Linked DNA regions of Homo sapiens: region 2 is linked to region 1. A link is an interaction called in ENCODE POLR2A ChIA-PET data of the cell type or tissue named here. Cell type or tissue: PC-3. All regions are shown on one strand. Each heading gives the region's core, and the rest is flanking DNA. Links, peaks and the distances in the headings are about the cores only. Region 1 overlaps KLHL13 (kelch like family member 13). Region 2 overlaps LONRF3 (LON peptidase N-terminal domain and ring finger 3).

Region 1 (2,917 bases), core at 282-2,781:
GTATGTGTGTTGATGGGGGGAAGGTATATGTTGAAAACTACAAGTAGATCATAACCTATAAACAGGGTGTGTTCTAAAGATTTATTTACAAACCATTTGTTTGGACATGACACATAATATACATGGTTTCTAGCCAGCTCAAAATATTGTATTTAACCTACTTAGTAGTGAACTATCCCAGGGACAGTGCTCCAGAGCCTGGGAGCAGAGAGTCAGGAAAGGTGCGATGGATTCTGGGCTAGAAGACAGAGTGATAGAGAAATTGAGATTTGTTGTTCTCCTATGACCCTTTCTGCACCTTTTTTTTTTTTTTTACATCTCAGTTTCTCTAAGAGAAAGTTTCTCTATCCCTCAAGGCACCCCATGCTGCTAACTTCCTTGAAACAGAACCCCATCCAAAGTTGCTAGGGCTCTAAAAGGCTCTCTCTCACCTCCAGCCTGCCTCATTCCCTCAGGGCAACAGCTCTTTGCTATTTGAAGAAACTTGACTCAACTCATTCATGCCAATGTGTGAATAACTGATAGCCACCTCATCCTGGCAGCTGTACTTACTTTAATTTTAACAGCCTTCTTGTTAGCTCAAATGAACCTGTAATTGCTGGAATTTCTGGCACTGGTACAGAGCAAACAATGTGGGAGGGGGGTGAGGGTTACAGAGAGAGAGAGAGAGAGAGAGAGAGAGAGAGAGAGAGAGAGAGAGAGTTTCACTGTAGGAGAAGATATTTTGAGATAAGGAAAGCTTTGGCCAAGAGCTTTGCCTAATTTTCCTTTCTTCTCCACCTCCCTCCCCCAAATTGTTCTTGTGTATTCCTCTTCACAGGTTTACTATAGGCTGCAAGTTGTTTATTATTATTACTTTTTAAGAATAACTTCTGTAGCAGTTCTGGGTATGGTGGTACTGTGTTTTTTAGTTGTGTGCAAATCTGGGATTACCTGTAATGGGAAATAGGGTTGAATAGATAAGGTGGGGCTGGGGGTTGAGGGGACCTTGAAAGTGGAGTCTACAAATACATCCATAGAAATAAGGAGTCATGGAAAGTTTTTGAATAAAAGCTTAAGATGATGAAACCAATAAAGGTGGCAAAATGAATTCTAAATTTTGAATTAGAAATGATGGAGTATTATGTTTACTCTTGGCTTGGGATTGGTTTATACAGAATCATATTTCTGGTTACCATTTTTCATGGTTCTGGGCATTCACCTTTAATTGTTAGTATCTCTCTCCTTGGCTGTCTGTTCTCTGTGGCTCCTGAGCCAATCTTCCTTCAGGATTAATATGCTCCTAGAAGCTTTTATGACTTTTGTATTACCAACTAGCACATAAGGGCTTATACATTCTGTTTCTGTGTCCCAAAATTCAAGTCTAATGTTAGCAAAACACAACTCTCATTTATAAGACTTTTTTTTTTTTACTTTTTAATGAAAATTTCCAGCCTTTCCAAACATACCCCAAAAACACACTGGAGATAGTGGTTAATGATCTGCATCAGTTAGCCCTCAGAGCTGCAGGAACCTCCACACCCACTCCCTAACCTATGCATGTTAAACCATGTTGTAGATAAGCTCTTCCCTTTGGGGAACCCCATTGTCTTTTATTCTTTATATTGTTCATTATGTAAATATTCTTGATATTTCTCCTCCACCAGTCTGCACAAAGGAGAAGCCAGAAAATGGGGTGAGAAAGGGATTTGAGACATTTCCTTAAGCCTAAATTATAATTCTCTCATTGGAACAGGATTCATAGATCTTTAATCAAATATGTTTATTTTTCTCTGTTTTGAACGTTAAAAGGGCTTGTTCGCATTGGGCCCTCTTGTGTGTCATTTGTATATTTTGCTCTTGACTGCTCAGCATACCATTTACATTACCAGGTATTGGTGATGTGCAGTGACTTGCTTGGTTGAATTTGCTATTTCATTTTTTTGCTCCATGTAGTGGAGCAGTGATTGTTAAAATTGGATTTTGTGGTTTACTCTTTCGTCATGACTTGTAGCAACAGTAATTTAATAGGATTTAACAGTCCAAAGAATATACTTTTTGTCCTTTTCATTTACCAGTCCACAAAATGACTGCTTTTAGGAGATATTGTTTCATTTTTCAATATTCCCTGGCCTAGGTGGTAACAAACTAATAAAATGCATTCATTTGCTTTACCAATCCTATCTTGACTTAGAAAGTTGATTACTGACATTTCCCTTCCTTATGGTAGTTAAGTGTTTTCCTTACTCAGTTCAGTTCAGCAGTCACCTATTGATCCATTCACACCCCCATCCTCATTCTTCTATCATAAAGTTATTATATACCTACTATGCTGGGCCCCCTGCCAGGCACACATAGGGTCTGTCATGCAAACATCAAAAGGAGCCATTTAGGTATGCTATGTGCAATTGTAACATTTTATTTTTTCTTATGATTCAAATCTTAGTTTTGGGAGGAAAAGGCCCTTTAATGATTTCTTATTTAATTATCATCAGAAAAGTGTAGTTAGGCATGGAGGAGGGAAGAACCTACCTCTGCTGGCTTGATTTCACCAAAATCGCCTCCTATAATTGGGTTACTATGTGACAGGCACTGAGTTAGGTATAATACAAACATAAGGAAGGCCCAACCTCAGTTCTCAGGAATTTATAGTCTAGGGAGACATAGAAGCAGTTTTAACCCAAAGAGAGAGGAGCTATAATATTCAAAGTATCACAGGAGGATAGCAAACCCATTACCTGTATCTTCTAAGGGATGTGAGGGAAAGTTTCACTGAGGGAGGTTTGCTTGAACACTTAAGCATGACTAGAAGTTTGCTTGGTAGAGTAGAAGGGCAGGGAATTCCAAGTGGAATCAGATGTGAAGTCACTGAGGCATGAAGGAGTATGACATATTTGAAATGTATGCCAAGAAATTGCTAATTACTAGATGAAAGAGA
Region 2 (2,917 bases), core at 109-2,608, 1.0 Mb before region 1:
CTTTGCATGTCTTTTAAGTCCCCTCATTTCCTTGATGTGGCTGAAGGCAATAGTCCATGTATACCATGTCACTATACAGGGCCATAGCTCTCTTCTCCCCTGAAACCAAAGGCTATGATTTACAGTCCCAAAGAATCACAATCTCACTTTGCAAAAATTCCAATTAGAAAACATTCACATTAGAAATATATTCTGCCCCAGGGCCGGGCACAGTGGCTCACGCCTGTAATCCCAGCACTTTGGGAGGCCAGCGGGTGGATCACGAGGTCAGGAGATCGAGACCATCCTGGCTAACACGACGAAACCCCATCTCTACTAAAAATACAAAAAATTAGCCGGGCGCGGTGGCGGGCTTCTGTAGTCCCAGCTACTCCGGAGGCTGAGGCAGGAGAGTGGCGTGAACCTGGGAGGCGGAGCTTGCAGTGAGCTGAGATATGCCACTGCACTCCAGCCTGGGCGACAGAGCAAGACTCCGTCTCAAAAAAAAAAAAAAAAGAAAGAAAGAAAGAAAGAAATATATTCTGCCCCTAGATTTCCTTTTAATAAAGAGCTTTCCCATTCCACATAAATCCTTCCCCAAAGCAGCTTCCCTGGCACATATTTTAGACATTGGGTACTTATTTCCTTCTAAGCCTAAAACGAGCTTTCTGCCCACAACTTTCACAAGTTTGGTTTTAGGACTATAGAGAACCATTCTGGTCAAAGTGCCTACACCTGAAATTATTTGGCTCCAAATTGGTTCCTCTGATCGTCACCAAATCTCACTGCCTTCTTTGCTTCTTTGTGCCTCTAACTTCATTTGCATTCTTTTTTGTCCCTCCCTGAAGCTGGCAATATGCTCTCCCTCCTATGATCAGTTCTGAATATTAGACTGATGTTCTGAACTTTCTTTCCAAGGATCACCAACAAAGATATTTAAGCTGGTATTAACACTTGTGGCAGTTTCTAAGAAACATCCTCCTGACAGAACATGCTTATTTGTGGGACCACTGGGGATGCAGCATTGACTGGAGCAAACTGGGATGGGTATGGGTTTTTCTTTTTTGCTGGTGCTGCTGCTGCCAAAGCAACATAATAACAGAACTAAGAAAAAAGGAAGTGAAACCCAAGATTTCAACTTTCTCTGTCATTAGCCTTTATGAATCACACTGTAGCATCTGTGTTTTCCCGTTACCATTGCTGATCTGTATCTTTTGCCTAAGGGAGAACGCTTCCCGGAAGGTGAAGGGGAACATTAAGCTTGATCGTGAGTTTGCTCAGAGGTATATGCTGCAGTCCTGACTCATCGTGGCCCAGAGCCAGGAGCTGGGTCACAGGAAGCACTAACTGGCCTTTCTCCCTTGAAAACTCATGATGCCTTTGCATGGGGGGGGAAAGAAGCCACCTTTGTGGTCTGAGGAAAGCAAGACATTTCATTTAGGGAACAGACTGGTGTCTTAGAACCTCAGAATGCAAGAGGAAGAGGGGGCTTTAGAACCCTCCTCATGTCAGAGATGGGACAAAAGTTGAGAAAGGGAAAGGAATCTTCCCAAGGTCATACTGCTAGTGAGGTAAGCAGGACCAGACTTTTGGTCAGAATATGCATATTGAGATTTTTTCTTTTGTGACAGAGTTGGGGATGAGCATAAGTAAAGAATCAATGTAGGAGAGCCAGCTTGGAGCATAGGAAGAGATGGTCGTGAGGAAATATGTGGTTAGGATATCTCCAGCCTTATCCTAGAAAGACAGTATTCCCTGATTTATTCCAGGCAAGCAAAGCTTAGTGAAACTTAACCATCTCCACTCTCCTAGGGAGCTTCTGATCTGCAGCTTGATCTTTCAAATAGGCCTATCCCCCAGGAAGAACACTGATCAGTAGAACCTAACAAACTACTGTCTAGTATAACTCAACTAACAGTATTTAATGATGAACAGAGCTGTTCAGCCCTGGTGAGGACAATAGCAAGGGTCTAGACTTGCAGGGCGAAGCATAGATAGACCGAGGCACGAAAAGTTTTTGTGGTCTTGCAGTTGTAATCTTATAAGGGTAGCTGGCCCTATCCCCTAGTTCCCAAAGCAATGAGGGAGAGGGTTATGAAGTTACCTGAAAGCAGCAGCTTTTGGTCTCAGCTCCCAGGATACCCTTCTCTTAAGTCCTGGCCTTTGCATGTAACTTGTCACCCTAACACTACCATGGTGTGAATCTGGACTCCCATGGAAGGTTCTTCTGTTGGTGATATCTATGTTCCCATTCTCTTATCTTACTTAGTTCTCAAAACCTGCCTTGGATCCAAGTTCCTACTGCTTTACTTTAGTTACCCCGATTCTAACTTGGGATCTTTTTGGTCTTACTCATGACGCTCACTGTGCAGCCAAACAACACCAAATTAAATCCATCTTCCTCTCTGCATTCGATGTGCTGAATGGCAGCCACATACCCATCTAATCACAAACACTAGGCACTCTCTTCTAGTGGGACAACCCGTTTAAAAATAGACATTTTTCTATACCTGAGGATCGGCGTCTTTCTCCGGCATGGGACCAAAGTGATTGAGTATCCGATTCTTTAGGGATAATTTGAGCGAATGAAACCACAATGATGCTTGCTGATAGACACAGTTATGTAATCCCATGAGCTCAGCACAATCCTCTCCCTGAACCTGAAAGTATCAAAGTGGAAGTGAAACATTCTGTACCCTCTCCATCATTCCCAGAGTCACTTTTGACACCTGATTCGCTTTGAGCATCCATCCTGCCTTCCTATGGGAAGGCTCACCCATTCAGCTTTCTCCTTTGCTTGATGTGAAATGCCCCTTAGTCAAGTGCTGGACAGTGTGTAGATACTGCTGACCATGGAGGAAGGAGAAAGGTTCAGCTGGGTAGATTAGCTGAAACAGCAAAACATGCAGAAAACCAGAGATTCAAACCGGCCTGAGTG

Evidence for each region. ChIA-PET counts read pairs that join two places held together with the same protein. Peaks named below come from ENCODE experiments on the same cell type or tissue, not always from the same donor. Only the 100,000 strongest peaks of a DNase experiment are listed, where the experiment ranks them.
Region 2: POLR2A ChIA-PET joins it to region 1 with 10 read pairs; 1 of 35 experiments calls an interaction of 5 or more read pairs at or near these places.

Annotation. Positions count from the first base shown.
Region 1 is chrX:117,989,632-117,992,548 of GRCh38, reverse strand. The region is part of intron 2 of KLHL13 (kelch like family member 13); the gene reads left to right. Among named protein-coding and RNA genes, the nearest start is that of KLHL13, 130 kb to the left of the region's middle. In PC-3, for the core only: no CTCF peak of the experiment used is centred there; no DNase peak of the experiment used is centred there; H3K27ac peaks cover 856 bases.
Region 2 is chrX:119,013,929-119,016,845 of GRCh38, reverse strand. LONRF3 (LON peptidase N-terminal domain and ring finger 3) reads right to left here. Exons shown (of 11, transcript NM_001031855.3): 10 at 2,490-2,639. Among named protein-coding and RNA genes, the nearest start is that of LONRF3, 41 kb to the right of the region's middle. RefSeq lists a silencer at 1,286-1,345. In PC-3, for the core only: no CTCF peak of the experiment used is centred there; a DNase peak (open chromatin) is centred at 1,255; H3K27ac peaks cover 2,416 bases.